Regions from separate parts of the Homo sapiens genome. Here region 1 is linked to region 2. A link is a loop called in an ENCODE intact Hi-C map of the cell type or tissue named here. Cell type or tissue: endothelial cell of umbilical vein. All regions are shown on one strand. Each heading gives the region's core, and the rest is flanking DNA. Links, peaks and the distances in the headings are about the cores only. Region 1 overlaps SLC23A2 (solute carrier family 23 member 2). Region 2 overlaps TMEM230 (transmembrane protein 230).

Region 1 (12,394 bases), core at 1,406-9,405, 130 kb before region 2:
ACGACGTCTGTCTCTGTCACCCAGGCTGGAGCACGATGGCATGATCTCGGCTCACTGCAACCTCAGCCTCCTGAGGTCATGCAATTCTCCTGCCTCAGCCTCCAGAGTAGCTAGCAATACAGGTGTGCGCCACCATGCCTGGCTAATTTTTGTATTTTTAGTAGAGACGGGGTTTCACCAGCCATGTTGGCCAGGCTGGTCTCGAACTCCTGACCTCATGATCCACCCACCTTGGCCTCCCAAAGTGCTGGGATTACAGGTGTGAGCCACTGTGCCCGGCCTTGTTTTGTTTTTAGTAGTAAGTAGAGACTTCTTTATTAGAAGTGTTTTTTGGTTTTTTTTGTTGTTGTCATTGTTTTGTTTTGAGACAGAGTTTCCCTCTTGTTACCCAGGCTGGAGTACAATGGCACAATCTCGGCTCACTGCAACCTCCTGCCTCCCAGGTTCAAGCGATTCTCCTACCTCAGCCTCCCGAATAGCTGGGATTACAGGTATGCGCCACCATGCCTGGCTAATTTTTTGTACTTTTAATAGAGACAGGGTTTCTCCATGTTGTACAGGCTGGTCTTGAACTCCGGACCTCAGGTGATCCGCCCGCCTCAGCTTCCCAAAGTGCTGGGATTCCAGGCATGAGCCACTACACCCAGCCTTTATTAGAAGTCTTAAAATTTTTTTAAAAGGAGTGATCCCCTCTAAGTATTTGTAAAAGCTCTTATAAGTGTACACAGAAAGTAAATTTTACTGCACATAAAATTTTTTTAAAACAACACTGACATAACATTTTACATCCACCATACTGAATAAATTTAGTTTTAACAAGTCAATGTATCTGACAGCATCCTTTTTTTTTTTTTTTTTTTCTTGAGGCAGGGTCTCACTCTGCCACCCAGGCTAGAGTGCGCTGGCACAATCAGAGCTCACTAAATCCTTGAACTCCTGGGCTCAAGTGATCCTCCTGTTTCAGTCTCCAGAGTAGCTGGGACTATAGGCGTGCACCACCACATCCAGAAGCAGAGTATCTGAGAGAATGTATCGGCAGATGTGAAACACTTGCGGCTTTTCTGAAGGATAATTTACCTATACATGTATCAAATTTTAAAAGGTCATGCACTGTGCCCATCACTACTACTGCTAAGATGTTTTCCCCAAGAAGAAATTTGATTGCAGTATTGCTTATAATAGCAAAAAATTAAAAATAATCAAAATGTTCATCAAGCTTTGGGGATAAGGGAAACAACAGAAGGAGGAAAAAAAGAATGCTCCTGAGTAATGTACATGTGGTTAGTCTCATTAATTAAACTGCAGAGAATGCTTGAAAAGGGGTGAGGAAACAATTCTTAAATCTCTTTCCACTCCAGGTTCCTCACGTATAAACCTCACGGAGGGCCAAGAGCAGGAGGTACTCAACAAATTTTTGCTGATAATAAAGTCAAAAGCATGAAAGAAAACTGAAAATATTTACCTCCTACTTTGTAATTAATATAAGTGGCAAGACTGTGCCTGTTTATTTTCTAGTTTAATCTACTTGCGTGGAATTTGGCCTAAAGAAGTCTATTACCTTATCATTAGCATTAACCTAACAATTCATTATTCCAAAGGTTGTGCATTTAGACCGTTCTCAACACGTAAAAAACGTACAAAGGTAAGGTCAAGTACAAAAGGGTTCTAATGCTACAGAGCTGCCAGCCCAATTCTACCATGAAGCATAACTAGCCAGGCATGGTGGCTGAAGCCTATAATCCCAGCACTTTGGGAGGTAGAGGCAGGAGGATCGCTTGAGCCCAGGAGTTGGAAACCAGCCTAGATAATATAGTGAGACCCCATCTCTAAGAAAAAAAAATTTAAAAATTAGCCAGGCACCATGGCTCACGTCTGTAGTCCCAGCTACTTGGGAAGCTGAGGTAGAAGGATCACATAAGCCCAGTAGGCCAAGGCTGCCACGAGCTGTGATCGTGCCACTGCACTCCACCCTGGGTGATAGAGCAAGAACCTGTTTCAGAAAAAGTAAGAAAAGGAAAAGGAAACACAACTGGAGATTGTGTTTTACACGCACCTAAGTGATGTGGCGTAGACCTGTCCATATGCTTTCCATTACAATTCGCTGAGTTACATTTGCTTATGCACCAAGGTCCAAGTTCAAAGCCGTATGAGAAGTCCCCGTTAGTGGAGTCAAGACCTAGCTGGAGAAAAGCAAATGGTAAATTAAAAGTAATAACAAACCTAGCAGGAGGTACTCTGCATGAATGGAGTCTATTTTTCACCCAGCCATGCCCAATCCTAGAATTTGCTCTATTACTACTTCATTTTTATGGACTGCCTCCAAGGCCCCAGCCTGTCTCTAGGCAGGGTCACAAACTGCACCCTCAATTCTTTAAAAATCCACTCTCCATTTCTACAAAGTATTTTGAAAGATAGTATTTTAGAACACCTATAAAAAAACTTTTCAGCCAGGCACAGTGGCTCACACCTGTAACCCCAGCACTTTGGTAGGTCAAGGCAGGCAGGTCACTTAAGCCCAGGAGTTCGAGACCAGCCTGAGCAATAGGGTGGTCTCTACAAAACACACACACACACACACACACACACACACACACAAATTAGCCAAGTGTGGTGGTGCACACCTGTGATCCCAGCTACTCAGGAGACTGAGAGGTGGAGAATCACCTGAGCCCAGGAGGTTGAGGTTGCAGTGAGCTGTGCAACCGCACTCCAGCTTGGATGACAGAGTGAGACTCTGTCTCAAAAATAAATAAATAAATAAAAAGCAATTTTGGGCCAGGCACGGTGGTTCACACCTGTAGGGAGGCTGGGATGGGAGGATCACTTGAGGCCAGGAGTTCAAGACCAGCCTGGGCAACATAGTGAAACCTTGTCTCTACAAAAAAAAAAAAAAAAAAATTATCTCGTCGTGGTGGCACACACCTGTAGTCACAGCTACTCAGGAGGCTGAGGCAGGAGGATTCCTTGAGCCCAGGAGGTCAAGGCTGCAGTGAGCCATGACTGTGCCACTGCAGTCCTACTTGGGCAACAGAGCAACACGCCATCTCAAAACAAAAGCAAAAAAAGTGATTTGCACTCAGTTGGGATTTCTCCATTGATAACTTTTAAACTCCATATTCCCTAGCACAGGGTCTTTGATTTAAAAAAAATAAATAAATAAGTCACTTTCTGTTAAAGCCTCTTAAAAATGTACTAGCACACGGGGAGGGTGCTTCTCAAAAAGCCGGTCACATTCTGTTTCTCAAACTGGGATATGAGCAGGTACACAGATGTTTCTTTTACTATTTATTAAACGGCTATGTTTTATCCACTCTTGTACCTATGCATATGTTCCACAATAAAGGGAACCCAGAGCCTGACTCAGTGGCTGTCTTGGGAACAGCCATCCCAGCCCCAGCCATGAGCCTGGCCCTCCCTTGTGAAGAAAAACGTGCAAGGCAACCAACAGTTTAGCCAGATTTTCACTGGAAAATCCTTATGTTGAGACATCAACTTTTACCATTTGTTCTTGGGCAAGTTAGCATCAACAATCGCCAACGGCCCCAAGTTAAATAGCACACAAATGCCATCAGACTGGTACCAGTCCAGCCTTCAAGGAACCATTAATGAGTCTTTTTTTTTTTTTTAATTTTGGAAACTAAACACTGGTCTTGTGCTATTTGGGAAAAAATACTCACTTTAAATTATTAGAACGTGAATGAAGAAATTGATGTCTTTCCCTTTCTAAAACATTTTGCATGCAAGGAAAAAAAAAGTAGTAATTTATTTCTCAAAATAAAATCTCTACACATAAATCTATCTTAAGCTATGTGGGGGTTTTTGGGGGGTTTTTTGGGGTTTTTTTGTTGTTGTTGTTGTTTTAAATGAGACAGAGTCTCGCTCTATCAGCCAGGCTGGAGTGCCGTGGCGCAATCTTGGCTCACTACAACCTCCACTCCCGGGTTCAAGCGATTCTCTTGCCTCAGCCTCCCGAGCAGCTGGGATTACAGGTGCCCGCCACCATGCCTGGCTAATTTTTTGTATTTTTAGTAGAGACACGGTTTCACCATGCTGGCCAGGCTGGTCTTGAACTCGACCTTAGGTGATCCACCCGCCTCGGCTCCCAAAGTGCTGGGATTACAGGCACAAGCCACTATGCCAAGCCTTAAGCTATGTTTATCAGAAATTTGCAATGTCAGAAGGGAGGCACAAAGGTGACATCCATCAATGTCTAGTCAAGAGGAATAATGAAAAGAACATGAGAAAAGAAAACAAGAGAGACACTTTAAAAGAATGGCTTACTTTCAGTTAAGTTATAATAACAAATACAGTTCCTTGAAAAATACAGGTTGTACAATATGTGTGGTTATGATTTCACTTTTATTAAAAGGATAATTACATAGTATGCATTTGTGTACACAGAACAGGGCTGGCAAGGATACAGATCAAACTGCTTTGAAGTGGTGGGGGGACATAAGAAAAGATCGTGTGACCTTCTCAATTTACTAAACACAAGTCTGACAAGCTAGAATTATTTTTCAACATGTGTATGCTTCTTTTGCAAATCCTTTAAAAAACTATTAATTAAAAACGGCTCCATGAGGGCAAAGTGCAAATTAACAGAATGTCATTTTTAGCTACAAATCATTGGAAAATTCTGAATGGGGAAGCGAAAGTACTATGACTCCTTAAAGACATGTTTTTGGAGAGTATTTTTCTAAGCTGAGTGGCAAGATGGCTGGAAGGACTTAACTACTGCACAGAACAAGTACTGAGACCAAACCACAGAACTGGGTCAGAGGTTTTAATACTGGGAACATGCAAATACATTTTTGAGAAAGGAATCTCTGAGGAAGGAGTTAAGAAGGAATCACGATACAAACAAAAACAAGACTGAGCTATCAGTAAGCAACCTTGAACTTCTGGCAGAGCGCTCCGCTGAATGCCCCTCCCATTCGTGGGTTCCACCGCACTCTGGAAACATGAAAACTGTCCTTTGCACGCAAGGCTACGGGGCTGAGATCAAAGCCTGGGCGCTGCGGCAGGTCAGAGGAAACATCACTTGGGACACACTCATGGCCACATGACTTTCCCCCATCAAGGCCCGCTGAACTCTCAAGAATCTGTTCACAGTGCTTCTGTTGCTTCTTAATTAGGATGTGCAAAAGTACATACTACATGCTGTGGTTTCCAGACACTGACTTCATACAGAAAACATTCAACAAAAAACTGGGGAAGAAATACTACAGAATTGCCATCTGTGTATCTTACTATGTTATTTAACATCTACCACTGACTCAACATCATTTCCTTAAAAAGGGATGTTAACTCTTCAAAAGCAGGAAGGAGAGAATGCCAGGGCCAGTATCATAACAGGCCAGAACCTTTGAACAGCCAAATCATTCTATCAATTCAGTAGATGCCAAAAAGGCTGACAAAACACTTCCTCCTGATTTAAAAAGCAAAAACCAGCCAGGCGCGGTGGTTTATGCCTGTAATCCCAGCACTTTGGGAGGCTGAGGTGGGTGGATCACCTGAGGTCAGGAGTTGGTCAGCCTGACCAACATGGAGAAACTCCATCTCTACTAAAAATACAAAATTAGCCAGGCATGGTGGCGCATGCCTGTAATTCCAGCTACTCGGGAAGGCTGAGGCAGGAGAATCGCTTGAACCCAGGAGGCGGAGGTTGCGGTGAGCCGAGATCGCGCATTGCACTCCAGCCTGGGCAAGAAGAGCGAAACTCCGTCTCAAAAAATAAAAAAAATAATAATAATAAAAATAAATAAAAAGCAAAAACCAAATATCTTCAATGCAAATTAAAAGATACTTCCTGAATATGACAAATATCTTCTGAAAACAAGGGCAAACTCAAACACTACATATTCTTCATGCTTTGGCATTTTGTTTTTTAAGTTTATTTTTAACCTTATACTACCCTTATATCCTTTATCCTTATACTATCATTCCCAATGTTTGTATTTTTTTCAAGGTCTTACAAAAGAGGCACATGTATGCACTTGAAAATCTTGATGAAATGGGCAATTTTGGGGGGAAAGCTATTTTTTCAGTGTTTTTGTTTTTGTTTTTGAGACGGAGTCTCGCTCTGTCACCTAGGCTGGAGTGCAGTAGCGTGATCTCAGCTCACTGCAACCTCCGCCTCCAGGGCTCAAGCGATTCTCCTGCCTCAGCCTCCCGAGTAGCTGGGATTGCAGGGCCCACCACCACACCTGGCTAATTTTTGTATTTTTAGTAGAGATGGGGTTTCATCATGTTGACCAGGCTGGTCTTGAACTCCTGACCTCAAGTGATCCACCCGCCTTGGTCTCCCAAAATGCTGGATTACAGGTGTGAGCCACCGTGCCTGGCCAAAAACTATTTTTTGAAAACCTGAACAAGTAACAATAAATGGAGAAAATTACAAAAGCAAATTACTCTTTTCCAAAAGGTGCTAGGCCCAGACAAATTCTTAGTTATTTCCCAGCCTTCCTCGTAAGAAATGGGAAATGAAAAAGCTTCCCAATTCCTTCTGGGAATGCAGACAAACTGACAAAGCACAACGGAAGAAAACTATGTATTTCTTCATTGGTGCAGCGGTGAGTAAGAAAAAAAGAAAAAGAAAGAATATGACGTTAACCTCACTTGCCATTCCTAGATTGTTTTTTATTACTTATTTATTTTTTGAGACAGAGTTTCACTCTGTTGCCCAGGCTGGAATGCAGTGGTGCCATCTTGGCTCACTGCAAACTCCACATCCCGGGTTCAAGCCATTCTCCTGCCTCAGCCTCCCAAGTAGCTGGGATTACGTGCACGCACCACCACGCCTGGCTAATGTTTGTATTTTTAGTAAAGACAGGGTTTCACCATGCTGGCCAGGCTGGTCTCAAACTCCTGACCTCAAGTGATCCACCTGTCTTGGCCTCCCAAAGTGCTGGGATTACGGGCGTGAGCCACCGTGCCCCGCCTGTTTTTTTTTTTTTAATTTTTGCAAATATGACATGTAAAGAATGACATCTGGTTTTGATCTTGATTTCTTTGATCCATGTGTCTACAGTTCTTTTATGAACTGTAAGTGCCTTTTACCCATTTTTTTCAGTACGTGTTTGGGTTTTTCTGATTCATTTGCAAGAGTTTCTTTCTTTCTTTTTTTTTTTTTGAGACAGAGTCTCGCTCTGTCGCCCAGGCTGGAGTGCAGTGGCGCGATCTCGGCTCACTGCAAGCTCTTCCTCCCGGGTTCACGCCTTTCTCCTGCCTCAGCCTCCCGAGTAGCTGGGATTACGGGCACCTGTCACCAGGCCCGGCTAATTTTTTATATTTTTAGTAGAGACGGGGTTTCACCGTATTAGCCAGGATGGTCTTGATCTCCTGACCTTGTGATCCACCTGCCTCGCCCTCCCAAAGTGCTGGAATTACAGGCATGAGCCACCACGCCCGGCCAAGAGTTTCTTTTTTTTTTCCTACTTTTACTTTGCTTTTTCTTTTTGCAAGAGTTTCTTATAGGTTAAGGATATTAACCCTTTGTCTACTGAAAGCATTTTCCCCAGAAAAAGCAAATGACTGCTTTTTCCATTTTGTTTATACCACTTGAAATAGAGGACATTTTTTAAGTCTCTCTTAAGTCATACTAGTATCTTTTTGCAATTTCTTCTATTACTTTTGTGCTAGAAAGTCCCTCCCCGGCCGGGCACGGTGGCTAACGCCTGTAATCCCAGCACTTTGGAAGGCCAACATGGGCGGATCACCTGAGGTCGGGAGTTCGAGACCAGCCTGGCCAACACGGTGAAACCCCATCACTACTAAAAATACAAAAATTAGCTGGGCGTGGTGGCATGCACCTGTAATCCCAGCTACTCGGGAGGCTGAGGCAAGAGAATTGCTTGAACCCGGAGGCAGAGGCTGCAGTGCGCCGAGATCATGGCATTGCACTCCAGCCTGGGGGACAAGAGCAAGACTTCATCTCAAAAAAAAAAGAGAGTCTGCCGGGCACGGTGACTCATGCCTGTAATCCCAGCACTTTGGGAGGCTGAGGCAGCAGATCATGAGGTCAAGAGATCGAGACTATCCTGGCCAACATGGTGAAACCCTGTCTCTACTAAAAATACAAAAATTAGCCAGGTGTGGTGGTACACGCCCGCCTGTAGTCCCAGCTACTCAGGAGGCTGAGGCAGGAGAATCACTTGAATCAGGGGGGCGGAGGTTGCAGTGAGCCAAGATCACACCACTGCACTTCAGCCTGGGTGGCTGAGAGAAGCTCCATCTCAAAAAAAAAATAACAAAAATGCATATCCAATGAAATCACTGTTCTAGAAAAGTAATTAGATGAATGTAATTGTACATATTTCAGTTGTAGGACAAGTAGAATCCACTATGTAAAGACTGAATGAATAAATTACGATAGCAAAACACTGTATGATAAAATACTACAGGGCCACTCTGCAGTATACTATCATGACACAGGGAAATAGTTATGATCTATTACAAAGTGGGGTGAAAAAAGGCAGAACATCTCTCTCTTTATGAACATGACTTCTTCAGCAAGATAGGCATTCTAGGACACTTACTACAATATTAACTGGATCTTCCCAGGGTTTCAGATGTAGGTGGTGTCCTATTTCTTTTTGTTTTTCTACTTTAACCATTATTAATGAACACGTATTATTATTATTTTTTTTTAATAAAGACAAGCTCTCAAGCTGGGCACCGTGGCTCATGCCTGTACTCCCAGCACTTTGGGAGGCTGAGGTGGGCAGATCACGAGGTCAGGAGTTCGAGACCAGCCTGGCCAACATGGTGAAACCCTCCCATCCCCGACTCTACTAAAAAACTACAAAAATTAGCTGGGCATGGTGGCATGCACCTGTAGTCCCAGCTACTGGGGAGGCTGAGGCAGGAGAATCACCTGAAATGGGGAGGCAGAGGCTGCAGTGAGCTGAGACTGCACCACTGCACTCCAGCCTGGGTGACAGAGCGAGACTCTGTCCCCAAAAAAAAAAAAAAGAAAAGAAAAGAGACGAGATCTCATTATGCTGCTCAGGCTGGTCTCGAACTCCTGAGCTCAAGTGATCCTCCTGCCTCAGCTTCCCTAAGTGCTAGGATTACAGGTATGAGCTACCACACCTGGCCTATTTGTGATTTTTTAAAAGCTCAAAATTCATAAATATATATGCAAGACAAGTCACTAAAAACAGTTTTGCTCAATGCCTAAGTTGTACTTATCATGAAAAAACGAAAGATACTGGTAGTGGCTCACACTGTATAATCTCACTTGAGCCAAGAAGTTCAAGACCAGCCTGGGCAACATAACAAGGGTCTCTACAAAAACAAACAAAAAAATTAAAGACACCTTTCCTAATTTACTCCCGTATTATAAACGGGATAATAAACTCCTGATTCAAGAAAAATAGGGGCTTTGTCCATCCTCCTAATTACATGAAGATCTAAGGAGTAATGCCCCGATTTACATTCCTGGCAAAATGACAAAGTTAAAAAAACACTCCCATGGCAACTATCGGTGCTAATAAGTCAAGCTCAGTTAACACAAATGGTTCTATTTTTCCCTTCATAAACTGTGCCTTTGCGTGTGAACAAGCACTGTTGACCTTCAACTAAGCTGAAAATCCTATTTTATGTCTGTTAACCCCAAAACTTTCTAAACCTCTCCAAAATGTCTAGGAGTGATCACGATTAGATAATAACCAGATTAAAGTAACTAGAGGTCAGAATTGTGAACTCAAAACGAGGACGACCTAGAAATGGCTAAGCCTGGGCAGGCTGCTTCTCCCCAGCACCCTGCTGAAAGACAGTGCTTAATGAAGGGGGTGGAAAGAATGAACAAAAGGGGCTTAGAAATCCTGCAACCTGGCCCCCCATTGGCAATGGAAGACACAGAGGGGAAACAGAGTCTTATCCCCAGTTGGAGGCAGCCCCAGAACCAGAACCCATACTGGTCTCATTTCTCCTAGAGACAGTTAAAGGGATAATGCCAGGATATGCACACAGGGCACATGTAGTACCTATTCTGAGCTGTGCTGAGCCAGATGCTGTGAAGCTACACACATTAAGCTCCCCTCCACAACCTCAAGGAGCCAACAAGACTAGCAAACCCCTAAAACCTAGCTAGGACAAGTGTTTCCAGAGAGCTGGAATACAAACGGATGCCGATTTTTAAACAAGAACCCTATAGGGTAAAATCAGAAAGAGTTATTTAAGGCTATTATCTAAGTATGATGCAAAAGTCTCCAATTTAATACTACTAGAGCAAAACTAAGAAATTAATGCAAAGGACCAGGCACGGTGGCTCACGTCTGTAAGGCTCACGTCTGTAATCCCAGTACTTTGGGAGGCTGAGGCGGGCAGATCACAAGGTCAGGAGTTCGAGACCAGCCTGGCCAACATGGCAAAACCCCATCTCTACTAAAAATACAAAAATTAGCCAAGCGTGGTGGCGTGTGCCTGTAATCCCGGCTACTCAGAAGGCTGAGGCAGGAGAATCGCTTGAACCCGGGAGGCGGAGGTTACAGTGAACCGAGATCACACCACTGCACTCCAGCCTGGGCAACAGGGTGAGACCCCCATCTCAAAAAAAAAGAAAAAGAAAAAAGAAATTAACACAAAAGAGCACCATCAACCCAACAGACATTATGTGTACCCAAAGGGTCTAAACACCAAAAGCGCCCAAACTTAAGGTTCACATTTACTGGGACAATGGGGCCAGCATGGTGGCTCATACCTATAATCCCAACACTTTGGGAAGCCCAGGCAGGAGGATGACTTGAGGCCAAGAGTTCAAGACCAGCCTGGACAACATAGAAAGACCCTGTCTCTACAAAAAAAAATGTCTAAATATATGAAAAAAATATTAAAATATAGAGACAATAATATTGGAAAATCTTCTATTCCAAATTTTACTTTTCTTTTTAATTCAAAGGTGGCAGCTGATTGTTCCAAGCATTATTTTAGCAGACAAGCAAATAAGAAATCTATAAAATACTTTAAACAAAATCATGTTCTGACAGATTTTTATTCATCTTTAAGAAAAATGTTTCCTATGAAACTTTAGAGTTTGAAAAATGAGACTTCTAATTTGAAAATTAAACCAAGAAAAACAATCTGCAAATAACACTTAGTTCTCCAATACATCATAAAATTACCAGGCAAATGGGGAAAATATGTATAACATTTATTAAAGTGTTCACGTCCTTGATATAAAAATACTGTTATAAATCACCAGGAAAGAGAGACAGATACAAGACTGGAAAAACTGGCAAAAAAAACCACAATAAGCCAAACAAAATATAAATGGCCAAAAGAATCATTAAAAAGTACTCAAACTCACTAGGTATCAAAGAAAAGCAAAATAAACATAGTGATTCCATTCTTCACTCAAATTGGCATAAAAAAGAAAAAATGTTTTATTATGGCAATACTTCCCAGTGTGTTAACCTGAATGCAGGAGGTCTCTGGCATGTATGTTAGGTATGTGTTAAAGTCTTAGAAATGCAAATGATATGCCTTCCAACAATTTAGTCTAAAGAAATAATCAGGAAAATGCACTCAGATTTAGGTACAATGCTGTTCACCACTGTATTATGTCCACCACAGCAGAAAATGGCTCATAAGCTAAATACCTAATAGAAGGATTTGTCAAATAAAACATGATGTATTCAGCACAAATGAGCTACAAATAAAGGACTATTTAGTCACATATCTAAGATACATTGCTAAGTAAAAAACAGGCTTAAATACCCTCTGTATAATCTCTACTTTGAAAAAAATAGTTATATATATTGTATATATGCACATTTTACTTTCTTTTTCTTTTCTTTTTTTTTTTTGAGACGGGGTCTCATTCTGTGGCCCAGGCTAGACTGCAGTGGCACAATCTCGGCTCACTGCAACCTCCGCCTCCCAGTTCAAGTGATCCTCCTGTGTCAGCTTCCCTAATAGCTGGGATTACAGGTGGCTGCCACCACACCCGGCTAATTTTTTGTTTTTAGTAGAGATGGGGTTTCACCATGTTGGCCAGGCTGGTCTCAAACTCCCAACCTCAGGTGATCCACCCACCTCGGCCTCCCAAAGGGCTGGGTGATTACCGGTGTGAGCCACCGCGCCCAGCCACAGTTTACTTTCAAATATAACCAGATAAAAGAATATTCAATGAGTAAAATAAGCTACTTTATGTATACGCGTTCCACCACAATCCTAATATTCCTTAATCTCTCTAAGACAGGACACCAGTCCCGATATTTTTCCACTAATTCTGACCTTAGTTCTAACCAATAGCTTCATATACATCAACAGTATATTTAGATTTAGTGGTCTCTATATGACAGTTCCTAAAATAGCTGTGAATTTCCTACATATTCTTCTCAATCCATTTCCTACTGCAAAAAGGCAGACACAAAAATTTCTGAGAAAT
Region 2 (12,394 bases), core at 2,940-10,939:
CCTGGGACAGAGCTAGACTCCATCTCAAAAAAAAAAAAAAAAAAAAAAAATTTGTACATCTGCTGCCCAGGCTGGTCTCGAACTCTTGGCCTCAAGGGATCCTCCCACCTTGGCCTCCTAAGTAGTTAGGACTACAGTTGCTCGCCACCATGCCCAGTGCCATCAGTAAGCTAAGGCTTACACTTTTCTGATCACAGCTACAGGGACAGCTGGTCTTACTGCCCAGGTTCCTCATGGTCACCTCCTATTTCCTAATGTAAGTCATCTCCTCACAACTACGGGCAAAGGGGCACTGCTTTTCTTCAACTCTACCAGGCCACAGACCCTCCCAGGATGTGCTGGTGATTTTGCTGCTGCCATTAGTTCAGCTGTGGGGCAAAAGCAGCGCGGTGGATGGTGGTCTCAGGGCAAACTCTGTAGACATTAATTCTAGAGAAAACCCTCTGGAAGGATTAGCATCTTAGCCAAGAAACTTTAACCCTCAGGTTGGAGCATTTTCTAGTTGGCTCTTCTTGTGTTAGTGAGAGGAATGAAAGAACGGAGGCATTAGAGACCCACGGATGGAGGCAAGCCAGCACCTCCAGTGTTCGGAGTAAACTCCTGAGGCACCAGGCCTGCCTCCCACAGAAATCGAAAGAAAACCTATCCTGCCTCTCACTGGGTCATAAATTACACATCGTCCCCTTCCCTGAGCCTTCAGGGAACCGAAGCATGTTCCACTCCTGCCACCGACCTTCCTCATCTTTGGGACTCCTGTCTCGATTTCTCACTGATCACAAAAAATGATCTTCACAAAGTCTTCCTGCATTGTTTCTCTGCCATTTCTATGAAGCTTCTGCAGACTTTGGGAGTTACTGTCTTAGCTAGAGAATAATAGTGGATCAAAGAGGACAGACTATACCCTCTAAGTGCCCCCACACCCAGGGCCACCCATTGGCACTGCCTGAGGAGGTCCAGTCTCAAGGTGAGGAGATGGACTAGGAGGGAAACTGGGCCCCCATCAGTCAGCGCTTCTCAGACACTGACATGCAACTAACAGGTAGGGTTCTTGACATACAGGGCTCTTGCTACAATGCAGATACCGATTTAGGAGAGGAGCCCAAGATTCTGCATTTCAAATTTCCCAAGTGATGTTGATGCTGCCGGTCCACAGACCAGACTGCATTTGCATAGCAAGGAGCAAGACTGAGGGGAGGTGAAAAAATAGAGGAAAAACAAGCTCCATGAGAGGCGATCTGATGATGCTCCAGATCTAAAACCTCTTGTCTTCAAGGACTTCCCTGCAGGGCCTTTCACTTTTTCCAGAGGATTGGAGCACACAGCCTTCCAGGCCCAGCCACATGCTGGTAAAGGGCCAGGGGCCTGAGACCTCCTCACACCCTCCGTCAGCAGCTGTCAGGGAGAGGAGCCCTGCCTGGGCTGGCAATCAACCCTCGCTCCTGCCGCTGGCTCTGGGGTGGTTCTGCCATGGAACAGCAGGTTCAAGATGGCAACAGGGTAACAGATGGTCTCTCTTCCCTCCACCTCTGCCTCATCCCAGGCTCTGCTCCCTGAAGCCAAAGCAGTGATCCTCTTTACTTTCTCAAACAGCAGCTTACTTTGTGCCAGGCTGTGTGAACCACCATCTGGAACTGTTTTTATTTAATCCTCACAATCACCTTGTGAGGTAGGAATTGTTCTATCCCCACTTTAGAAGGAAACTGAGGCCCCATCACTGAACTACATACCTGTGAGGCCAGGAGCCTATGGGACTGAATCTAGGAGAGAAGCCTCAGGATAGGAACTTAATGAAAAATCAAGGCAACTAAGGTGCATTGATTGGTATAGGACCCTTCAAAGGTAAGCAGAAAGCCAGTGCTGTTACTGTCCTTCTACCAGGTTCCCTTACCATACACCAGTGGCAGGAGGTTCTCCTGTGCCAGCTGGTACAGGTAGGTCATGAACTGGGCTCCTTGGCCTGGGCAGAGGGTGCCAGGCAGAGGCATGACTGACCAGGCAGCACCAACTGTGTGAAGAGCAGCTGGCCTGCTAGGCAGCTGGTGGAAGGCCATTTAGGAGTCTGACGTAAATGTAGGTAGGTACTTGCCTACCTATCCATACCTCAAAGGAACATGGTGTCCTGGGATGGAAATGCACACGATTCCAGCTCTTCATTTGATAAACCTAAGTGCCCACAAGCACTGTGCTAGGCTTTGTGGGAGGGTTTAAAACACAGTCTTTGCCCTTAGTGAGGAAAATTAGCATGCTGGATATAAAAGAGTGGTGGAAACTTTAGTGAACTGGAGAATGCTACTCAGCTAAAACTTGTACTACCTTACTTTAGTTGGCTGGAGCCTCTCTGCAATGAAGGACTACCTGATTTTTCAAGTCCCAAATCAAGATCATGTGAACATTTCCCTTTTTAGAAACGAAAAGAACTTGGGGATAGGTGGTCAGAAAATAAAATGGAACAATTCAAAAAATAAATCCTCAAACGCAGGCCAACATGTGGCTGCTAGTTTGCAACCTGTGCTCCTCATTACCCCAGTCCTATATTTTCCTGTTGTACCTCCAGCACCTCACAATTCCTGGCAGAACAGAAGTGCCTCTGGTATGACCACGTGAAGCTCAACCAAGAGACCCACCAGAGTGGCAACGGATCTGAAATTTCCATCATATGCAGAACAGCTGAAGCAACTGGAGAGGGTTTTTAGCCTTGGAAATGACTAACAGGAGGCATAAGAGTTGTTGCAAATAAGAACATCCTTTAAAAAAGTTAGGATATATAGTCTGGTCAACACTTTGGAGTGGGGAGGAGGTTACTTTCAGGTAAAATATACATCTGACAACTGACCACGGTTCCCCAACTACTTCTACTGTCCATACCCACCTCCCCCATTTCTTCACTGGCCCAGTACCTAAAAGCATTTGGCTGTCATATCTGGTAAAGGGAATTCAGGCTTTGCCTTATAATTTTTTTTTGTTTTATTATTTTTTTGAGACGGAGTCTCACTCTGTCACCATCTGGAGTGCAGTGGTGTGATCTAGGCTCATTGCAACCTCCACCTCCCGGGTTCAAGTGATTCTCCTGCCTCAGCCTCCTGAGTAGCTGGGATATAGGTGCCCGCCACCACACCCAGCTAATTTTTGTATTTTTAGGCCAGGCTGATCTTGAACTCCTGACCTCAAGTGATCCACCCACCTCGGCCTCCCAAGTGCTGGGATTACAGGCGTGAGCCACCGTACCAGGCCCAGGCTTTAATCCCAAATATCTCACCTACTTCCTACCTAAGAATCTTATCTAACTCAGGATTTTTTTTTTTTTTTTTTTTTTTTTTGAGACGGAGTCTGGCTTTGTTGCCCAGGCTGGAGTGCAGTGGTGCGATCTTGGCTCACCGCAACCTTAGCCTGCCGGGTTCAAGCAATTCTCCTGCCTTAGCCTCCCAAGTAGCTGGGATTACAGGCATGTGTCACCACGCCCAACTAATTTTGTATTTTTAGTAGAGATGGGGTTTCTCCATGTTGGTCAGGACGGTCAAACTCCCAAACTCAGGTGATCCGCCCGCCTCGGGCTCCCAAAGTGCGGGGATTACAGGCATGAGCCACTGTGCCCGGCTAACTCAGGATTTTTCTAAGGATTAAAATGAGATATGTAATGAAAGTATTTGGCAGAATATCTGGCAAAGGGGTCAAGAAATGTTCAACATTATTATGGAGGTTTAGATCTTTTCTCCCGTCCGAGTACTAACCAGGCCTGACCCGGATTAGCTTCCAAGATCAGATGAGGTCGGGAGCATTCAGGGTAGTATGGCCGTAGAGGTTTAGGTCTTTTCTATAAAACACCAAATAATACAACTATGGTCAAAACACAGAAGTTGCAGGGAGTCTGATTTTGGCTTCATAAATGATACTTCTGTAACAATGCCAGCTGGAATGAGATTACAAGTGTGAATGTTCAAACAGAGCAGCAAAGGTCATTCCTCAGGGGACTCTGGAGGAGATTCCTACCCCAGGTAGGAAGTTGGTTGATTTCTGCTCTGATCCTATGACTACTAAATGCATAGTATGAAAAACTACACTTATAATGTGCATTAACAAGAATATGACTGATCTCCATGGATATGGAAAGATATACAAAATAGAATTGGGGGGGGGAAATTATAGAACCATACAATGGGAGCCCAAGTTTTAAAAACCAGATATATATTTATGTGCTTAGAGCATTTCAGGAAGGGTATATTAAGAAATTTATTTGGAAAATCTTGAGAGGTAAGCTGGAGTGAATGTACACTCTCCACTCCATGCCCAAATGTTTACTTTTCACTTTATACCCTTCTGTTTATTTTTTTGACCAGCAGCATCAACTTTTTAAAAAAGGACCAAATAGGCCAGGCTCAGTAGCTCATGCCTATAATCCCAACACTTTGGGAGGCAAAGGTGGGAAGATCACTTGAGCCCAGGAATTCAAGGCTGCAGTGAGAAATGACTGTGCCACTGCACTCCAGCCTGGGCAGTAGAGCAAGACTCTGTCTCAAAATAAATAAATAAATAAATAAATAAATAAATAAATAAATAAATCAATCAATCAATAATAAATAAAAAAACCAAATCATTTGGTTGGCCAAAACCTTCTGATCTGAGCTTTGCTCGGCAACCACTCTCCAAGATAAAGCTTTATGTATCACCTCACATATTCACTGTCAAGGCTCAGGCACTCTAGATTACTGGACTCCCCAGTCAACATTCCCATTACCAAAAGTCCCTAATCTTGGAGGCTGCTTCAGGTCACCCTCTCTTTGTCCCTCACTTCCTGAGTTTTTTTTTTTTCCTCCAACTATACTCACTCTACTGGTGATCTCAAACAGCCCTCTAGCTTTTAAGATACTGTCCAAATGCTGACTCCCAAATTTCTATTTCCATCCAAGACCCACTCTTAAACTCTAGACACACACATGCATCGCAACTGCCTCCTCAACAGCTCCACTTGGATATTGAGTAGACATCTAAAACTTGCTCTTCCCACAGCCTTGCAACTCAGCTGATGGCATGTCCAGGCTTCCAGTTGCCCAAGTCCATAACCTCAGAGTTAGGGAAAGTTGAGTGTGACCCACAATGCCAGCTACCTAGAAACTAAGGTAGATCTAGGTACTGGGATTAAAGATATCATAAAATCATTAAAATGTTTTCTGAAATGTTTGAAGTTAACTCATTTTATTTCTAGGATTTGGATTTCAACATTTTAATTTCTTTGGAATATAAGTCACTTTTTGCAAGCTAAAAAATAGAATCAAACTAAGGTGATCTAGTCCTCTAGGCATCCAGGCTGATCCTTGGAATCATGAGCAGAATGATGACATACTACAAGGTGCTAGCAATACGGCTATAAACTCTAAATAATAACCACTACATGTTTCATTAGGAAACAGCCAAAAGTCCGGCCGTTAAAGGAATAATCTGCAGAACATCTTGATTTACAAGGGACAAAATGATGCAAATTATATGCTGTCCAACCTACTGGTGAACTGGATCAGAATGGTCCAAGGACTGTTAAACAGAGGAAGTATTTACATTTTGAAAACTTGCTCTGCAGGATAAAAAAATTCCTGGTTGCTGTCAGTAAGAAAGCAAGTAAAAAAAATATTACAGATGAACTCACTGATCTTTGATTTTACTAAGGTCTTCCACTGGAACATGAAGGTAGGGATAAGTGTACAGGATAATATACTCAGATATTTTTAAAATAAATTACTTAATAATAAGAAATTAGCCATACCACATTGTTCCATTTGCTACAAGAACAAATTGGCAATGAAGACTATTTAAAAGAAATGCTCAGCTCTACAGAGGGTGGTGGCAGGCAACACTTTTCCATTACAGAATAACCTCTATTCTTCCATGATACATATTCCTGTGGAAAAACTTGTCAGGGCCCAGGGATGAAAAATAGAGCTTGTCCTAATTAGCTAACTGTAGGTTCACTTAACATCTTTGGGAAGGACCCAAAAAATCTGGCCATTATTTTCTTAAACATCTGCAAGCTGCAGAATTCCTTAGTCCTCAGCTATAGTTTCTGCTAGATATCTTAAAGCTGGGACAGTTCCACTGTGACTCCTCCTCAGCTATGGGGTGGGTGCTAGTCATCAAAGTCTGGAATGTCATCATAGGAGTAACCACGGTAGCCTTTGGATGCATAGTAAGCGATGCGCAGGTGGTAAAATCCGGGTAGGAACACCAGAATGCCAATGATCAGCACTGGAACGGCCCGGTCTGCCCCCTGGTGGCAGAAGGAGGCAAACACATTAGTACCGTAAGAGTTACACATTTTAAAATAAAACGTCACAGACCTAATCCTTAGATCAGTATTTTATACTCTTCAGTACTTTTTCTTTGAGTTGTATACCACCAAGGGAAAAGGTTTCCTCCTGATTATAAATTGAAGACAAACTACAAAATATTAACAATTATAAAGAAAAAAATGACCCATTCTCATCCAGATATTTTGGCTTCTTTTCCTTTTTTTAAAGCTCTTAGTTGTGAACACACCATACTCTGTGTCCTGTGGCCAATATTATTAAAACCTTTTCATACATTTAAACTGTAAGGATGTGTAACATTCCACCGAAATGGACATACTACAGTTTTACCTAACTGCCCCACATACAGCTGCTGGACACTTTGGTTGTTTTTCACCTTTTGTAATTGTACAGATACCACTACAATAAACTCTGTGTTTTTCTCAGCCTTTCAGGTTTTCTTTTCTTTCTCTTTTTTCTTTTTTTTTGAGGTAAGAGTCTTGCTCTGTTGCTCGGGCTGGAGTACAGTGGTGTGATTACAGCTCACTGCAACCTCGACTTCCCAGGCTCAAGTGATCCTCCCACCTCAGCCTCCAAGTAGCTGGAGTTACAGGTGTCAGTCACCATACCTGGCTCATTTTGTACATTTGTTTGTTTGGTAGAGATGAGGTCTCGCTATGTTGCCCAGGCTGGTCTCGAACTCTGGGGCTCAAGCAATCCTCCTGCCTCAGCCTCCCAAAATGCTAGAATTATAGGCTTGAGCCACTGCACCTGGCTGGCTGTGTTCCCTGTTGTGTGTTAATTATAGTCAGAATTGGTTCAAGACAACTTGGACACTGTGTATGTGGGGACAGCCCATGAGAAAGAACCACCAACTACTTTAGGTTTCTAAGGTTTCATATTGAAGCTCAACAGGAACTCCAACCAAACCTACTGTAAGAAGGAACTGACTTACGAGGCACAGTGACCCCACACATATAACAGAATTGCTATTTCTCTCCAAATACTGACAGTATGTCCATGGCACTGCACAGCTACAATGACAGCATGCTGCTCCAGCTACAGCCCTTTACCAATCAGGACTCCTGTATGCCAGGCTCAGCCATGTTGTTCCAAACTATGACAGGGCAAACTGTCTAATATCTCAGAGGCCAAGTTTGCCTACCTGCCACCACCTCCCCTATAGGAACTATGGAAGTTTACTGTTGCTCAAAGGAAGAAAAACATGTTTTGCCAACAGAGAACAAAATGTAAAAGAAAATCTTTTTGGTTTTTCTGCTGGAATCTGCTGTACCAGACATGAATATAAAAACAAAGATTGAACAATGAAAAAAATCTAAAACCTGAATAGACAAAGAGTAATGAGATTAAGGCCATAATAAAAAGTCTCTTAGCAGAGAGAAGCCTGGGACTAGATGGTTTCGCTGCTGAATTATACCAGTTAAAGAATTAATACTTGGCTGGGCATGGTGGTTCACTCCTGTAATCCCAGCACTTTGGGAGGCCAAGGCAGGCAGATCGCTTGAGCTCAGGATTTCAAGACCAGCCTGGTCAACATGGTAAAATCCTGTCTTGACAAAAAATACAAAAATTAGATGGGCATGGTGGTATATGCCTGTGGTCCCAGTTGCTAGTGAGGCTGAGGTGGCAGGATCACATAAGCCGGGGAGGCAAAGGTTGCAGTGAGCTGAGATCGCACCACTGCACTACACCTGCATGACAGATGAGACCCTGTCTCAAAAAAAAAAAAAAAAAAAAAGAATACTAATCCTACTGAAACTATTCTGAACAGACATGGAGAGAATACTTCCAAACTGATTCTACTAGGCCAGTTTTACCCTGATACCAAAACTAGGCAAAGACACATCGAAAAAACAAAAATAGGCCAATATCCCTGATGAACATTGATGCAAAAATCCTCAATAAGGAGGATAATACTAGCAAACTGAATTCAACAATACATTAAAAAGATCATTCATCAGGACCAAGTGGGATTTATCCCAGAGAGGCAAGGATGGTTCAACTTATACAAACCAATCAATGTGATAAAATCGTATCAGCAGAATGAAGGACAAAAACCATATGATTATTTCAATCGATGCTAGAAAAGCATTTGATAAAATTCTACATCCACCGGGTGTGGTGGCTCACGCCTGTAATCCCAGTACTTTGGGAGGCTAGGGTGGGCCTCACACTGACCATAATTAACACACAACGGGAAACATAGTCAGAGGGGTGCAGTGGCTAAAGCCTGTAATTCCAGCACTTTGGGAGGCTGAGGCAGGAGGATTGCTTGAGCCTAGGAGTTTAAGACCAGCCTGGGCAACATAATGAGATCTCATCTCTACCAAACAAACAAAAAAATTAGCTAGGTATGGTGACTCACACCTGTAACTCCAGCTACTTGGGAAGCTGAGGTGGGAGGATCGACTGAGCCCTGAAGATTGAGGTTGCAGAGAGCTGTGATCACACCACTGTACTCCTGGACTGCTTGAGTCTAGGAGTTCGAGATCAGCCTGGGCAACACGGCAAAACCTCATCTATACAAAAAATGAAAAAAAAATTAACCAAGTGTGGTGGCACATGCCTGTGGTCCCAGTTATTTGGGAGGCTGAGGTTGCAGTGAGCCGAGATGGTGCCACTGCACTCCAGCCTGGATGACACAGTGAGATTCTGTCTCAAAAAAAAAAAAACAAACAAAAAAACCAAAAAACAAAAAAACATACACTGGGGAAAGAACCAGTCTTTTCAATAAATGGTATTAGGAAAACTGGATATCCATATGCTGAAGAATGAAACTAGACCCCTCAAATCTCTTGACATATACAAAAATCAAATGAGAATGGATTAAACACTTAAATGTAAGACCTAAAACTATGAAACTACTATAAGAAAACATGGGGGAAACTCTCCAGGATGCTGGACTGGGCAAAGATTTCTTGAGTAATGCCCCCAAAAGCACAAGCAACCAAAACAAAAACAGATAAATGAGATCACATCCGGTTAAAAAGCTTCTGTACAGCAAAGGAAGAGACAACCCACAGAATGGGAAAAAATATATGCAAAGTATCCATCTGACAAGGAATTAATAACCAGAATATATAAGGAGCTCAAACTCTGTAGGAAAAAAAATCTAATAATCCAATCAAAAATGGGCATTTCTCAAAAGAAGACATACAAATGGCAAATAGGTATATGAAAAGGTGCTTAACATCATTGATCAAAGAAATGCAAATCAAGACTACAATGAGATATCATCTCATCCTAGTTAAAATGGCTTTTTAAAAAATATAGACACAAGGTCTCGCTATGTTGCGCAGGCTGGTCTCGAACTCCTGGGCTCAAGTGATCCTCCTGCCTCGGCCTCCAAAAGTGCTGGGACTACAGGCGTGAGCCACTGCACCCAGCCAAAATGGCTTTTATCCAAAAAAAACGGCAATAACGAATGCTAGCGAGGACGTGGAGAAAAGGGAACCCTCGTACAATGTTGATGGGAATGTAAATTAGTATAGCCACTATGGAGAACAGTATGAAATAGAACTACCATATGATCCAGCAATCACAGCTAGGTATATACCCAAAAGAAAGGAAATCAGTTTATCAAAGAGGTATCTGCACTTCCATATTTATGACAGCACTATTCACAACAGCCAAGATCTGGAAGCAACCAAAGTGTTCTTCAACAGACAAGTGAATAAAGAAAATATGGTACATATATGCAATGGAGTACTATTCAGCCACTAAAAAGAATGAGATCCTGTCACTTGCAACAACATGGATGAAACTGGAGAACGTTATGTTAAGTGAAATTAAGCCAGGCACAGAAAGACACACTTTCCATGTTCTCACTCATTTGCGGGAACTAAAAATTAAAACAATTGAACTCATGGATATTGTAGAATGATGGTTACCAAAGGCTGGGAAAGGTAGGGGGGAATGGGGAAGGTTAACGGGTACAAAATATAGTTACATAGAATGAATAAGCTCTAGTATTTGATAGCACAAAGTGACTAGAGAATAATTTATTGTACATTTAAAAATATAATAACTAAGGCTGGACGTGGTAGCTCACGCCTGTAATCCCAGCACTTTAGGAGGCCCACGCGGGCAGGCCGCTTGAGGTCAGGAGTTCATGACCAGCCTGGCCAACATGGCAAAAACCCATCTCTACTAAAAATACAAAAATAAGCCAAGTGTGCTGGCTTGCCACCATAGTCCCAGCTAACTCAGGAGGCTGAGGCAGGAGAATCACTTGAACCCACGAGCCGGAGTTTGCAGTGAGCTGAGATCCTGCCACTGCACTCCAGCCTGGGTGACAGAACAAGACTCTGTCTCCAAAATATATATATATGTATGTATGTATGTATGTGTATATGTATATATATAACTAAAAATAGGCCAGGCACAGTGGTTCATGCCTGTAATCCCAACACTTTGGGAGGCCAGCCTGGGCAACATGGCGAAACCCCATCTCTACTAAAAATACCAACATTAGCCGGGTGCGGTGGCGCACGTCTGTAATTCCAGCTACTCGGGAGGCTGAGGCACAAGAATAGCATGAACCTGGGAGGCGGAGGTTGCAGTTAGCCGATATTATGCCACTGCACTCCAGCCTGACTCTGTCTCAAAATAAATAAATAAATAAAAGTATAATTGGAATGTAATACAAATGATGAATGCTTGAGGGGATGGATACCCCATTTAGCCTGATGTGATTATTATGAATGCATGGCTGTATCAAAATACCTCATGTATCCCCTAAGTATATACACCTACTATGTACCCATAAAAATTGGAAAAAAAATTGGCCAGGGGCAATGGTTCACACCTGCAATCCCAGCACTTTGGAAGGCTGAGGCAGGCAGACTGCTTGACCTCAGGAGTTAGAGATCAGCCTGGGCAACATAGTGAAACCCTGTCTCTACACAAAATAAAACAAACAAAAATAAGTAAATAAAAAATAAAATTAGCTGGGTGTGGTGGCACACACGTGTAGTCCCAGCTACTCGGGAGGCTGAGGTGAGAGGATCGCTTGAGCCCAGGGAGGTAAAGGTTGTGCCACTGCACTCTAGCTTGGATGACAGAGCAAGACCCTGTCTCAAAAAAAACAGACCACTGGGACGGACAAACACACACACACACACACACACACACACACACACACACACACGCACACTAGAGCCTTGGCTAACATTTTAAAAATCTCACAACTTATTCCCACATGCCCGTCAGCTTACCCCTTTGCTGATGTAGCCTGACAGCAGGAGGGAGCCTATAATAATGAGAAAGGCGCCAATCAAAAACAGCACAGTGGCAAGTGCGATGGCCTTATAAGGGATCTTAGGAGGGGTTTTCTTAAACTGGAAGAGAAATAGAGATGAAAAAGACAACGAAGAACATTAATGCAAATACCTGGGTTCAAACATTTAATTAATTATTTGTAATTTTTATGTTTTTGTTTGTTTGTTTTGAGATGGAGTTTCGTTCTTGTTGCCCAGGCTAGAGAGCAATGGCGTGATCTTGGCTCACTGCAACCTCTGCCTCCTGGATTCAAGTGATTCTCCTGTCTCAGCCTCCTGAGCAGCTGGGGTTACAGGTGCCCGCCACTACACCCAGCTAATTTTTTTGGTATTTTTAGTAGAGACAGGGTTTCACCTTGTTGACCTGGCTGGGCTTGAACTCCTGACCTCAGGTGATCCGCCCGCCTCGGCCTCCCAAAGTGCTGGCATTACAGGCGTGAGCCACCGCGCCCGGCCTAATTTTTATGATTTTAGAGACGGAGTCTTGCTCTATCACCCAGGCTGGAGTGCAGTGGTGCAATTACAGCTCATTGCAGCCTCGAACTCCTGGGCTCAAGCAATTCTCTTGCCTCATCCTCTCAAGTAGCTGGGACTACAAGTATACGTCACCATGCCCAGCTAATTTTTAAATTTTTCTGTAGAGACGAGGTCTCACTATGTTGCCCAGGGTGGTCTCCAACTCCTGGGCTCAAGGGAGTCCTTCCACCTCTGCCTCCCAAAGTGCTGGGATTACAGGTATAAGCCATCAAGCCCAGTCTCAAACACTTTAAAACAGGGAGGAGAGCTCGCACCTGTAATCCCAGCAATGTGGGAGGCTGAGGC

Evidence for each region. Peaks named below come from ENCODE experiments on the same cell type or tissue, not always from the same donor. Only the 100,000 strongest peaks of a DNase experiment are listed, where the experiment ranks them.
Region 1: a loop joins it to region 2, with 9 times the contacts of the local background. A loop is called at or near these places in 13 of 110 quality-filtered maps.

Annotation. Positions count from the first base shown.
Region 1 is chr20:4,968,740-4,981,133 of GRCh38, forward strand. It overlaps SLC23A2 (solute carrier family 23 member 2), which reads right to left. Exons shown (of 17, transcript NM_005116.6): 2 at 2,054-2,180. Among named protein-coding and RNA genes, the nearest start is that of SLC23A2, 27 kb to the right of the region's middle. RefSeq lists enhancers at 4,383-5,582, 4,838-5,147 and a silencer at 4,570-4,770. In endothelial cell of umbilical vein, for the core only: no CTCF peak of the experiment used is centred there; DNase peaks (open chromatin) are centred at 4,352 and 5,062; H3K4me3 peaks cover 729 bases; H3K27ac peaks cover 2,218 bases.
Region 2 is chr20:5,094,679-5,107,072 of GRCh38, forward strand. TMEM230 (transmembrane protein 230) reads right to left here. Exons shown (of 4, transcript NM_001009925.2): 3 at 11,510-11,632; 4 at 5,172-6,253. The coding sequence ends at 6,113. It also overlaps the pseudogene RNA5SP474. Among named protein-coding and RNA genes, the nearest start is that of TMEM230, 12 kb to the right of the region's middle. In endothelial cell of umbilical vein, for the core only: a CTCF peak has its summit at 6,255 (motif pointing left); a DNase peak (open chromatin) is centred at 6,223.